Linked DNA regions of Homo sapiens: region 1 is linked to region 2. The links are chromatin contacts, found by Hi-C or POLR2A ChIA-PET in ENCODE. All regions are on one chromosome and are shown on one strand. The core of a region is the stretch at or near the end of the contact, and the rest is flanking DNA. Distances in the headings are between cores, read along the strand shown.

Region 1 (6,247 bases), core at 1,503-4,002, 160 kb after region 2:
CAGTGCCCCAGCCCCCATGCCGCTTTGGATTTCAGTGGCCTCTGCAGCAATTTATTATTCTTACATCAGATGTTTGAAGTAGGTGAAGGGGCAGGTGGCATGTGTCTGGTGAGGTTGCTGACACTGCTTTTGGATGAGAGAGAGAGTAGTGGTTGAAACAGAGCATTCAAAAAAGCGTACACTTTAACCTGTAATCCGCAAACATTCCTTTGAGTTTACCCAGCCGTGGGAAAGGACGCTGTACCCCTGCCCTATTGGCTGCACCCTTTGCTGTTGATGTGAGGCTTTATTTACCTGGGAATTGACAGGGTTTTGGTCCATGATTGCTCCTTTCTCCGCAATCACATTTAATGCCCATGATATCTCATCTTTGCACACGAAGGCAAAGCCTTCTACTGCTTTTTCTCTTAAAGTGTTCAGCACTCCCCTGAGTTTATTAGAAGGATCAGAAGAAAGAGACCCTGAGTGTGAGGCTAGGTCAACCGGAGAAATTCACCCAATTATTTCGTTTCTTTGTTTGGATCCCTGCTTTTCATTTCTACCTATTCTGAAAGAGAGGCTTAAAACTAAAGTCCGGTTAGTTGAGGATCAGATGTGTCATACTTTTCTCAGAGGGGAGGGGACGGTCACTTTGCTCTAAGTTTGGGCCATGAGGTCCACACTGAGCCTACATGGGGTAGGGGGAAACCGTGAAGTGTGCAGTGACCTGAGGGTGCCAGATCACCCCGAGCCGTTGTGGTTCCCACTGGGCAGGCTGTACGTGGTGAAGGTGATAGACTGCATGTCTCATGCAGGCCAAGTGCCTGTCGGTCAGCTTGAGGGAGAAGATACCTTGTCTACCTCCCCCCACCTGCAGGCTGGCTGGCTTTGGGTGCAATGACCCTCCTCTTCCTTGAATCGCTGTTTCATTGTGGACCTGTTGGAAGTGCCAGCTTGGCTGGCCTTTGGCTGGATCCCTGTTTGCTAGAGCTTTGTTCCTACTCTGGAGGAGTCAGCTGCTGTGCCTTCTGGGACTGCCAAGAGTTGCCAAGGGGAGTGGGGAGTCCTCTCTGTGGGGTGTCGTCTGAATCCAGCAGCCGCACCACCCAGGTGCTTCCCTCCTCCCCACTCCTAGGCCAATGTCCTTAGTTTCTGCTCACTGATCAGACGATTATCCTTCTCCAGGATGACCACCATCATCTCATAGTCCTTCCTCACTCCCTTCCATGAAGTGCTTCTCCAACCCATTGTCTCTGTCATAGTGAAATGATTCTACTGTTAGTATCAAGATTTTCCACTAGTGCTAATAACAATCCCTGATGTTATCAAACATGTAGGATGGGCCAGGCATTGTACCAGGTGTCTACAGAAATCCTTTGTGCTGACTGTTGACCACTATCCCCATTCTGTAGGCGAGAGTGAGCCTTAGGAAGGGCGTTGGACGTGGCCAGGATCACACACCATGCCTTGCACTCACCTCTGATCTCTGAGGGCCAGGGCCTCCCTGTATACAATGATCTCTGCATCTCTTCTTCCTAGCAGAAGACTCAAAAGAACTTTCAGATGTGGGAGGCCAAGGCAGGTGGATCACCTGAGGTCAGGAGTTTGAGACCACCCTGGCCAACATGGTGAAACCCCGTCTCTACTAAAAATATAAAAAAATTAGCCGGTCGTGGTAGTGGGCGCCTGTAATCCCAGCTACTCAGGAAGCTGAGGCAGGAGAATTGCTTAAACCCAGGAGATGGAGGTTGCGGTGAGCCAACATGGTCCCACTGCACTCCAGCCTGGGTGACTGAGTGAGACTCCATCTAAAAAAAAAAACACGAAACTTTCAGATGAATAAGTTGGTTCTATCAGAGATGGCTCTTAAAGCTCAAAAGCTGTTTTAAAAAGCCCTGTGGATGCGCAGGCTCTCTTAGACCCTTTTTCTGTGTTACAGAAGGGGATATAATACCCCAAATAGGGTTTTTTTTGGTACAAACTGTGGATAGTACTAGATTTTGCTCCATACAGAGTCCTGTTGACTGAACTGCCCTTTCATGTTGTGTCTCCAGTGTTTTTATGGGCAACAGCCATATACAGTCTACTTCCTATCTATTGTGAAGTTGTTGTTGAGGATTTCCTGTATTATTTCACTCTGCATTCATGTCTCAGTTACCTTTGATCCCTAGCAAACTGTCCCAAGTGGAATGGCCTAACCCAGGAATGATGTATTATTTCTTACAGTCCTGTGACTGTCTGGGCGGTCCTTTTGCTAACTTCCCCAGGGCTCACGTGTGCCTTGTGGTCAAGTGATAGCAGCGTTGGCTGGCTGGTCCAAGGTGGCCTCACGTGTCCTATAGTATTTGCTAGCTATTGTCTGGGGCTCCTCAACTCTCCACATGCCCCAGTAGCATAGACCAGCTTCCTTACACCATGGTGGTCTCAGGGCAGCATTCTAAGAGGGCATGTCCAATGTGCAGGTGTGTATTAAGCCCCTCCTTGCCTCGTGGTTGCTGGCATCCAATTGGCCAAAGCAAATCACATGGCCTAGTCCAGAGGCCGACTCCAGCTGTCTGTGCAGACGTGGCAAAGAAATATGGCCACTTCCAATCCACTGCAGTCCAGTCCCCAAAATCCATTCTTTTCATGGCACATTTTGGAATCTAGCAGCTGAATTTCAGTCTCTCTTAAGATACTCATGACTTTATTTGGATGGTGAGCATATGGTTGGTTGGAGCACAGGCTTCAAAGTCCAGCCTGAATTGAGATTCTGACTTGCTCTCTGACCATTGTGCCTTTGGCGGGTGACTCACATCCATTTCTTCATCTGTGAAATGGATATGATGATACTTGCCTTCCTGAGATTGTTGTGAAGTTAATTGAGACTATACATGAAGTCTCTGGGCCATAACTGATCTCATTACACCTTAATTCTTGTTTCTATTACTTATTTTACTTCTGTCTCTGGGAAGTTCAGAGTTTAAAAATTCAACTTGACCACAGCATCTTTACTTGGTCATTTCTGCAACCACCATGTTCCATTTCTTTTGTGTTTCTATTTAGATCTTTTGTTTTAAGCTACCCAATCCTTTTTGGAATAATATGGGGTATTATTAAAGTAAGACTAACCAGCAAAATTCTGTAAAAATTAAAAAAAAAATCTTGGCGCTTCCAGTTCATTGGTTTTGCTGGTAAGATTCAGGATTATAGTACTGTTGAACAAGCTTGTATAGACGTGAATGAGTTTCCACATTCTTATAGATTTGACTCAAGTGATCTTTGCAGATTTTCACAAGCACTGAAGACTAACCAGCCTTCCTTTAAGTCTCCCAGCACTTAATTCATCTGGTCCAACACATGCCGGGTTCTTCAGGGTGTTAGGATGAAGCTCCTGTATCTGATCACCTACCATATTCCACACATTTTCCATACACTCTTTCTCATCCTCTGAGAATTTAGCATTCCGGGTGATGCTACTAAGATGGATGAATAATTTATAAAGTTTTAGAATTCTAAATATAGTTCTTTCTAGTTTCCCTTAGGGTTCAGAAAACAATATCCCAAAATGAAGGCCTCAGAAGCAAAAGTTTTTCACTTTCTCCTGCCCTCCAGCTGCCAGTCTCCTTCTCCCCAAGGCTGCCCTTAGAAGCTAGATTCCCTCCATAGAAGCTAGAATCCCTCTTCCCTAAAACAGGTCCTAGGAACCAGAACTTGCTTTCCCCAAAGCCAGCCATCAACCCTGAAAATGCAGCTCTAACTTTCCCTCTGCCTTGCTATGTAAATACTGTTTATAAAAACAGTATGTGACTTAACTGTTTGACTGTAGGTCATAAGACCCACCCCTCCACTCCATTCCAGAGAGGGTCTTGCCCCAACCCAGAATGAAGGAATGCTGCTCAGAGAGGCTGAGAAGAATCTAGATGGACAGGCCTTGCTGGGCTTCCCCACTCGGTCTGTTGGCATTGGAACCTACCATTTTTGTCCAGTCACATTTCCACATGACTGTCCATACTGTGTTGAACTTAAGCATGAGAATGGACAATTTCCCCTGTAACTTTGGGTCTTCATTCTGATGGCTCCTGTGTGTACACATTAAATCAATGTGTATGCCTTTTCTCTAATTAATCTGACTTTTTCGAGTTGAGTTTTCAGTGAACCTTCAGAGGGTGATGGGGAAAGTTCTCCTTGACCCCTGCATTTCTAAGTCAGTGGACACGTGAATCTTTGGCTTACAGAAAGATAAGAATCAGCTAAACATGTTCTTTGAAACTCCGCATTAAAACAACAACAACAACAACAACAACAAACTTTTGTCAAAGGAATTGTTAAATCCCCCAACCTTCATGTGCAGTGAGGTGAGATCCAGGCCCCACTTGGAACAAGTTCCATGGAGTGCGCACATCTTGTGGGCCACTGGCCACTCCTGAATTCCATGGACTCCGTGGGGCTGAGGTGCAGTGGAAAGATGAGCAGTGACTGTTCCCAGTGCTGTTGCTCATCAGAGAGCATGGGATGAGGTCACTCCGGCGATCTCTCATGCTTTAGCGTTTCCAGCTGTATGAGGGAGGTGTGGTGTAACTTCTCAGGCGGTTGTGTGGCTCTGGGCTCAGTTTTTGTTGAGAGCCTTCTGTGTGTCAGACACTGCTAGCATCATCATGTATGTCCTTTTATTTAATTCCTCCACATCACAGTGGATAGAAAACATGGTTCCTATTGCTACGAGCTCCAGAGCAGGAATTTGAATTTGCCTTCGAAGCCCGAGCTGCTCACAGCAGCTCACTGTCTTTTCAGCTTTCCCATCAGGATCAAATGAGACGAAGTGTGTGGAAAGGAGAAGCAACCTTTAAAAGTAGATCTTGGTAAAATTACTGTTTTCTGAAGTTGGACCAGGGAAGCTAAGAGGAAAGAGGGACAGTCCCCACTGACTGTCTTGGCTGCTGTGGGCCAGGCCTGTGCCAGTCACTTGGTGTCAGTGAGCTTATTGGATTTAGCTTTCCCAACCACATGGACACGGGGTCAGTCTGTCTGTCCCAGAACTGGCCGGGGGTGGTGGATGGAGCCTGGACTCTGGGCCAGTCACAGCCTGATGTGACACTGGATACACTGCCTGTTAGCTGTGTGCTCTTGACTTTGTTTTTTTTGGGAGGGTCTCAGTTTTGTCATCTTTTTTTTAATAAAAGGGGTATTAAATACCATACCTCAAAGATACTGTGAAGAACACATACGTAACTGCAATCGCACACGTGTAGCTCCTCTACAATGCCTGGCACTTGGAAAATCCCTGGTAAATGCCAGTTCTGTGAGGGTGGCATCACTGTTGCTGTTATTTCCATGTTCTGGGTTGGGGGCAGAAGGGCCGTCGGGCCCATGGGGAAGTACCCAGTAGAGGCCGGTGCTTTGCTTTCTCTCCTTGTGTGTGTGATTGCCCGTACATGCACTGTCAGCACCCGAGTTCCCTGTACACATTTACTGCTAACAGCGGTGATAAGCGCACAAGATCACTTTGGTGTTTGACCCGTTTCTTGGAGAAAGCAAAGATTCAGTAGGGAAAGTGATGTACATAGAGGAGATGAGCCTCTCAGCAGGCTTGGCGGACTGCATCCGATCATGTGATCTCTTTCTTGCCCAGGACAGCACGGTCTCTGGGCCCTTTTTCTTTTTTTTTTTTTTAGACGGAGTCACTCTGTCGCCCAGGCTGGAGTCCAGTGGTGCGATCTCGGCTCACTGTAACCTCTGCCTCCCAGGTTCAAGCGATTCTTCTCCCTCAGCCTCCTGAGTAGCTGGGACTACAGGCGCCCGCCACCACGCCTGGCTAATTTTTTGTAGTTTTAGTAGAGAGGTTTCACCATGCTAGCCAGGATGGTCTCGATCTCCTGACCTTGTGATCCACCTGCCTAGGCCTACCAAAGTGCTGGGATTACAGGTGTGAGCCAGCACGCCTGGCCTCTCAGCCCTCTTTCTAATTCCAAGGGAGAAGGGAGGCTACCTGAGATTCTACAGTAGTGCCTGGACCCCAAACCTTAAAAGCAGAGGTCAGCTCACACCTGTTTCTAGAAACAGCTTTTGTGTCCCCTGCCCCATAGGTTCCTGTAGTGGCTTTGGGCAGCATTTGGAACCACTGGCCAGATAAGATCCCTTAATGATGTGAAATACTGCATAAGGTCGAAGTTCCAACTTTAACATATCTGGGCTAAATTTTTAAAACTATTCAACAATTCATGAAGATAATTAAAGAACATGTGAAAGTCTGAGAAGGAGAGCCAACACTCATCATTCTCCACTCTTA
Region 2 (6,451 bases), core at 1,565-4,064:
GTGTTGGCTGACCAGGGCTCTTATCTAGAGGCCCTGTGAGGAATCCAGTTGCAGACTCATTCAGGTTATTGATAAAACTTGGTTCCAAGCAATCATAGCACTGAGGTCCCTGATCCCTTGCTGCTGCCAGCCAGGACTGTTTCTCAGTATCTGGAGGCTTCCCACACTCCCTGGCTCAAGGATCCTTCTTTTTCAAAGCCAGCCATGGTGAGTTGTCTTTCTCATGATTCAAATCTCTCTGGCATTCCCTCATCCCTCCTGCCTCCAGCTGGAGAAAGCTCTGTGCTTTGAAGGGCTGTCTTAGTCTGTCTGGGCTGATATAACAAAATACCTGAGACTTGGTAAAATAATTTGTAAACAACAGAAATTTATTGCTCACAGTTCTGGAGGCTGGGCAGTCCAAGGTCTTCCTTACCAGCAGATTCAGTGACTGGCCAGGGCCTGTTCCTCAGAAATGGTATCTTCTGTGTGTCCTCACGTGGTGGGAGGGGCAACCAAGTTCCCTCAGGCCTTTTTTTTTTTTTTTTTGAGACAGAGTCTCGCTCTGTCACCCAGGCTGGAGTGCAGTGGCCTGATCTCGGCTCACTGCAACCTCCACCTCCTGGGTTCAAGCGATTCTCCTGCCTCAGCCAGCTGGGACTACAGGCACATGCCACCAAGCCCAGCTAATTTTTTGTATTTTTACTAGAGAGGGGGTTTCACCATGTTGGTCAGAATGGTCTTGATCTCCTGACCTGGTGATCCACCCGCCTCGGCCTCTCAGTGCTGGGATTACAGGCATGAGCCACTGCGCCCAGCCGTCTCAGGCCTCTTTTACGAGGGCACTAACCCCAAGAGTGCTCTACCCTCATGACATCATCATATCCCAAAGGCTCCGCCTCTTAATACCATCACCTTGGGGAGTAGGTTTCAACATACGATTTAGGGGCCATGCGTATATTTAGACCATAACAAAGGCTCATGTTATGAGGCTGTTCATCCAGATAATCCTGGGTAACCTTGGTTTCTTAAGGTCTATAACCTTGATTCCATCTACATAATCCTTTTTGTCATATAACATAACATACTCAAAAGTTCCAGGGATTAGAACGTGAATATCTTTGGGGCAGTCATTTTGTACAAACTGCACTTAATGCAAAATGATATATCTACAAGAATAGTCATTGCTGTATTCATTGTAATAGTAAAATAATGAAAATAACCTAAATATGCATCAGGAAGTGAGTTTATACATTATGGTTTATATGACGGAATATACTATGCAGTTGTTAAAAAGAATGTGGCAGCTCTATATGAGTTTATATAAAAGGATCATGTTATTGGCTGGATGTGGTGGCTCACGTCTGTAATCCCAGCACTTTGGGAGGCCAAGGCAGGTGGATCACTTGAGGTCAGGAGTTCAAGACCAGCCTGGCCGACATGGCAAAACCCCATCTCTACTAAAAAAACACACACACACACGCACAAAAACTAGCCGGGCATGGTTGTGTGGGTGCCTGTAATCCAGCTACTTGGGAGGCTGAGGCGGGAGAATTGCATGAACTTGGAAGGCGCAGGTTGCAGTAAGCCAAGATTGCAACACTGCACTCCAGCCCAGGTGATGGAGTGAGACTCTGTTTCAAAAAAATAAATTATGTCATTGTATTTGGTGCAAAAAGGAAGAGTATAAATGCTACAATTTGTATTTGTGTCTATTTATATGCATCAATGCCATGCAACATTTTTGGAAAAGATGCACAAAAGACTATTGACCCCAGTAGCCTCCCAGGAGGGCAGATGGGAGACAGAGCTATCAAGCTAGAGGACAGAGCTATCAGGGCAAGGTACTGACGCTGGAGCCAGGCTGCCTCGCTCAGCTCCGCACTGTAGTGTGAGTTTGGGAAGGTGATCTCTTTGTGCATTAAACTCTTAATCTGTTAGTTTCACAATGTCTTTGTGCCTCAGTGTCCTCATCTGCAAATGGGAATGTTAATACCACTACTTGTTGTAAGGTTAAAAAAAAATTCATGCATATATGCAAAGGTTTAGTGTACAGCCTGACACAGAGTAAATGCCATAAAAGTATTTGCTATCATGATCTGTCCAAGAACACATAAGTGAATTATGGAGGGCTGAGGGGAGGTGGTGCCACATTGCTATGACCAGCGACTATCATGCAGAACTTTTGAGCCCTCCCTACTGTGAGGGTCCAGAGAGAAGGGGCAGTTACTCGCCCGAGTCACTCTGAGAAGTAGAGGTTAGGCCTTGGAAGCCAGGCCAGGCTGAGCAGGGTCTCCTGGCTTTAGATCTAGTGGTTCCTTTTTGAGACAGAGTTTCACTCTCTCACCTAGGCTGGAGGACAATGGTGCAATCATAGCTTACTGCAGCCCTGAACTCCTGGGCTCAAGTGATCCTCCTGCCTCAGCCTCCCAAAACGCTGGGATTAAAGGACCGAGCCACTGTGCCCAGCCGGGTCTAGTGGCTCTTCCATGGCCCCATCAGTGGCAAGAGTGGTCACCAGGGAAGCAGCACATCTCTGCCCTGTTGCTTGCTCACCAATAAGGTGAGAAATAAAGGCTTTAATAGGTGCGATAACAATTTTTAGGAGATGCCACCTCAACCCAGGGTCTGTTTTCTGTTCCTTCCCTATGTACTCCCCTTAAATCTCCAGACCCCATGATACGTGAGCTAGAGCTATTTGAATTGGGCCTTTAACCTCAGTTCATCTCTTGTTTTGCAGCTGTGAAATAGGAGAATTAATATTACCCAGTTTCCCTGAAAGAGGCCTGAGTCACTTTGGTTATGCACCATTTTCCAACGCTCTGAGAAGCAGCCTCAAAGAACTACAAGAACCTTTTTAGAAGCAGTTGCAACTGACTGCCAAGGAAAGTTCTGGGCCATAATTCTTTAACGAAAACATTCAGACCTTTCCATGATTAATCAAAAGGGAAATAAGGAAAAGGGAAATCATGAATTCGTACTAAATCGCTACACTTGGAGCAGACGCTGCCTCTTGGCAATTCTTTCTCAGCACTTGTTCTGCCAAAGGGAGAAAAGGAAATAATGCACTGAGAATTTCTTCCCCTCTCTTCTGTCTCCTGATCTCTTATTTTTTTTCTTCTAAAGGTCAAATGTATTTGCTGAGCTGCCTCGACAAATACCTGCCCTCCACTCAGAGGCTGAAATGTCATTGCTGAAAATGAGGAAATGGAGTGACAGTGGAAGAGCCGTGGAGTGCGGGCTCCTAGTGACCGGCCCCTGCTGGGACACCCACCCCATGCAGACTTTACTACAGCCTTCGCAGAAGCTAACACTGTAATCAAGGCTGCAGGATTTCTGCTCCCTTGCTTTCCCTCTCTTTTGACTACATATTTTATTTCAGCCCCGTGGTGAATTATTTATTCGGAGGGGAGGTGGGAGAAAGTGAGGAGAACTCAGCCCTTTGGGAATAATAAGAATATAAGAAGACACAGCGGCCTTTCTCAGCCGGGAAACAGGAAGCACAGGTCTCCTTTTTAAATCTAACTAAGGAACTGGTAGAGTCGGCGGATGCTTGTTGAGTGTGGCTTTTGTGATGCTTCCAGTATGTAGCAGCAATGTTCCCAGATGTAGCCAAGGCCCAAACCTGGGGGAACCGCATGCCAGTCAGAGGGGAGGCTCAACCTCCCTCACTGGACGGGAATGCCTCCTTTGTGAAACCCACTTGGTAGGGCTAAGGAAAGGCTTGGACTTTGCTGATGTGGTCACTTCTCAGCTCCCAAACAGAGTGGGATGTAGCATCTGAGTAAAGGCTTACCCTGGCTTCAGAGGAGCTAGATAGAGATTCAACCCAGGGCCAGGCTTGTTTCTAATTAAAGTGGGCTTACCTGTCCCCAGCACCTGCACAGGTAATGAGACTCACCCAACATGCCCACCACTGCTATATCAGGTACCTCTGTAATGCTCCATCAGAATAGTCTACAAGAGTTCACAGGTTGGGCATGGTGGCTCACACCTGTAATCCCAGCGCTTTGGGAGGCCAAAGTGGGACGATAGCTTGAGGCCAGAAGTTCAAGACCAACCTGAGGAACATAGCAAGACCCTGTCTCCATAAAAACTTAAAACTTAACTGGCATTATGGCATACACCTATAATCTCAGCTATTTGGGAAGCTGAGGTGGAAAGGATCGCTTGAGCCCAGAAGTTCAAAGTTAAAATGGGCTATGATTGCGTCGCTACACTCCAGCCAGAGCAACAGAGTGAGAATGTCAAAAAACAAAAAAAAAGAGTAACACAACTTCCAGAAACTCATATGCCTTAGGAGCCATGAGAGAAACTGCTTCCATTTGACACATGAGCAATGTCCAGTGCTACTTTGGGTCCCATTGCCAATGTTTGCCTAACATTAGTAAATCATTCCTGTTTACACCGGGGTTTTGCAGTTATTTTCTCTGGAAGTTCTGTGTTGTGGATTAGCTGGAAGGCAGCGGAGGATTGAGTCTGGGGAGCTCCTTATGAGACGCAAATAGCTGAAAGAGTGGGCAGACAGCCACAAAGCCCTCCTGCTCCTCCAGGGCTCGTTGGCCAAAGAAAAGTCATGTTCTGGCTACAAGTGACATCCAGAGAGCAATTTTACTTTTATTTCTACATTTTTACAATGTTCATTTTTTATTGACTAGGGAGATACAGTTTATGATTAAACAATATTGACTTGCCATAGAGTCATTCTGGTTGCATTCATTTTGGCATTGGATTACCTGGGATCAAATTCCCGCTCAGACATTTGCTAACTCTGCCATCTTCAGCACTTAATGTACATGAGCTCTCTAAACGTCCTAGCAACCCTGCAAGGCAGGCACAATGAGTATCCCCATTGCACAGACTGGACAACTAAAGCTTAGAATAAGTAAATGCATGAGCAGGCATTTGATCCTAGGCAGTCTGGTTCCAAAATGAACATAACCAGAATGGGTACTGAAATAGTTATGATTCTAAACACTCCCTGTGTCAGCCAGCTCCAGCTGCCATAACAAAGTGCCACAGATTGGGTGGCTTAAACAACAGACATTTATTTTTTCACAGTTCCAGAGGCTGGAAGTCTGAGATCAAGGTGTTGGCAGGGTTGGTTTCTCCTGAGGTCTCTCTCCTTGGCTCGCAGATGGCTGTCTTCTCCCTGTGTCCTCACGTGGTCTTCCCTCTGAATGTGTGAGCATCCCTGGGGGCTCTTTGTGTGTCCCCATCTTCTTACAAGGACACCAGACATACTGGACTAGGGCCCACTCCAATGATCTCATTTTAACTTGGTTACCTTTTTAAAGATCTTGTCTCCAAATATGGTCACATTCTGAGGTGCTGTATGTTGGGGCTTCAACACGTGAATTTTGGAGGGACATGATTCAGCCCCTCACACCCCCATTTCTCAGATGAGGAAACTGAGGCACGGAGCAGTTAGAGCATGCAGAACGTCAAAGGTAGAGCCAGCATTTAGACCTTGGGCAGACCAGTCCGAGGGTCCTGCTGCCAACTTCTACACCACAGTTTCCCAGGCTCGAGTGCAGGGGTCAGACCATTGCTTTACATCTTGAGACCATGATGCTGGCTGTTAGGAAACGAAGGTGCTGGGATTCAGGAGAGCTGGTAGAGTGCTAGCATCAGCGCCCTATGTCCAAGGCAAGAAAATAAAGGTAAATTGGAGATTGAGTGTCTGATCTCAGGTCTTGCAATACATCTGCAGAGAGAAGAGAAGTTTCTAGAAGGCAAGCCCTCTGGCTCTGATCCCTCCAAGGGAGCCTCTGCACTCTGGCCCTAAAACCTGGTCCCATTAAGTGCTCAGGCCTGGAGTCAGACAGAATGGGCTTCTATGTGCCTTGGGTAAACCACTTAACAATTTGAACCTCTGTTTCCTCAGTGAGAAACATACACAAGGCTGATGGTGAGTTTTCTGAGACGAGACATGTTTCCAGCACTCCCCACAACACCTGGCACATAGCAGGCTGTCCGTAACTGCAATCATGATTGGGGTCCCACCTCCCAGGCCCCCCTGCAGGTGCAGCAGGAGGAGCAAGGACACAGGTCATGCCCAGTCTGTGAGGAGGTGGCACCAGGCTGCAGCCATGAGTCTTAAGCTGAGCTACAATCTCCCCAGGAACAAGGAGATTGGAGCTCGATTCTACTCCTCCAGGTTGCAGGCAGAGCCAAATACACTGAGAGGCTTAACATTCCAGATTAATTCTTCCCTCCAGTGGTTTGCAAAAGCTGTGAGTTTGAAAAGAAACAAACTCAAACTTTGAGAGTAAGAGTAGGGAAGTGGGAGATGGTACTGTTTCAGACAAGGGTGGGGTTGGTGGACATTTCGCAACAAAGCCCCAGTGGCACAGGCTGTATTTGGGCTTTCCTGCTGCATTGAGAGGTCAGCAAGATTGCCTTGGCTGGGAACCAAACTCATCCTGGTTTCCTGTCTTGGGATCTCAAGGGGCTAGAATGAGCTGCTATT

Evidence for each region. A loop is a pair of places that touch in the nucleus more often than their neighbours do. ChIA-PET counts read pairs that join two places held with the same protein, here RNA polymerase II (POLR2A). Pooled maps may share reads with other maps.
Region 1: a map with no recorded cell type shows a loop between it and region 2 (2.3-fold over the local background). The contact joins two enhancer-like sites. A Hi-C loop is called at or near these places in 2 of 168 maps with a recorded cell type or tissue (CD8-positive, alpha-beta T cell and naive thymus-derived CD4-positive, alpha-beta T cell), 7 of 37 single-sample maps with no recorded cell type and 4 of 50 pooled maps. POLR2A ChIA-PET finds 5 or more read pairs at or near these places in 2 of 52 experiments (H1 and activated CD8-positive, alpha-beta memory T cell).

What each region holds. Positions count from the first base shown.
Region 1 is chr1:230,158,924-230,165,170 of GRCh38, forward strand. All of the region lies in intron 1 of GALNT2 (polypeptide N-acetylgalactosaminyltransferase 2), which reads left to right. Among named protein-coding and RNA genes, the nearest start is that of GALNT2, 95 kb to the left of the region's middle. Within about 2 kb of position 2,753, at least 4 of the 41 ENCODE cell types and tissues checked have a DNase peak (open chromatin) inside an H3K27ac peak, as active enhancers do.
Region 2 is chr1:229,996,282-230,002,732 of GRCh38, forward strand. It overlaps LINC01736 (long intergenic non-protein coding RNA 1736), which reads left to right and starts at 6,436. Exons shown (of 2, transcript NR_135116.1): 1 at 6,436-6,451. Within about 2 kb of position 2,815, at least 7 of the 41 ENCODE cell types and tissues checked have a DNase peak (open chromatin) inside an H3K27ac peak, as active enhancers do.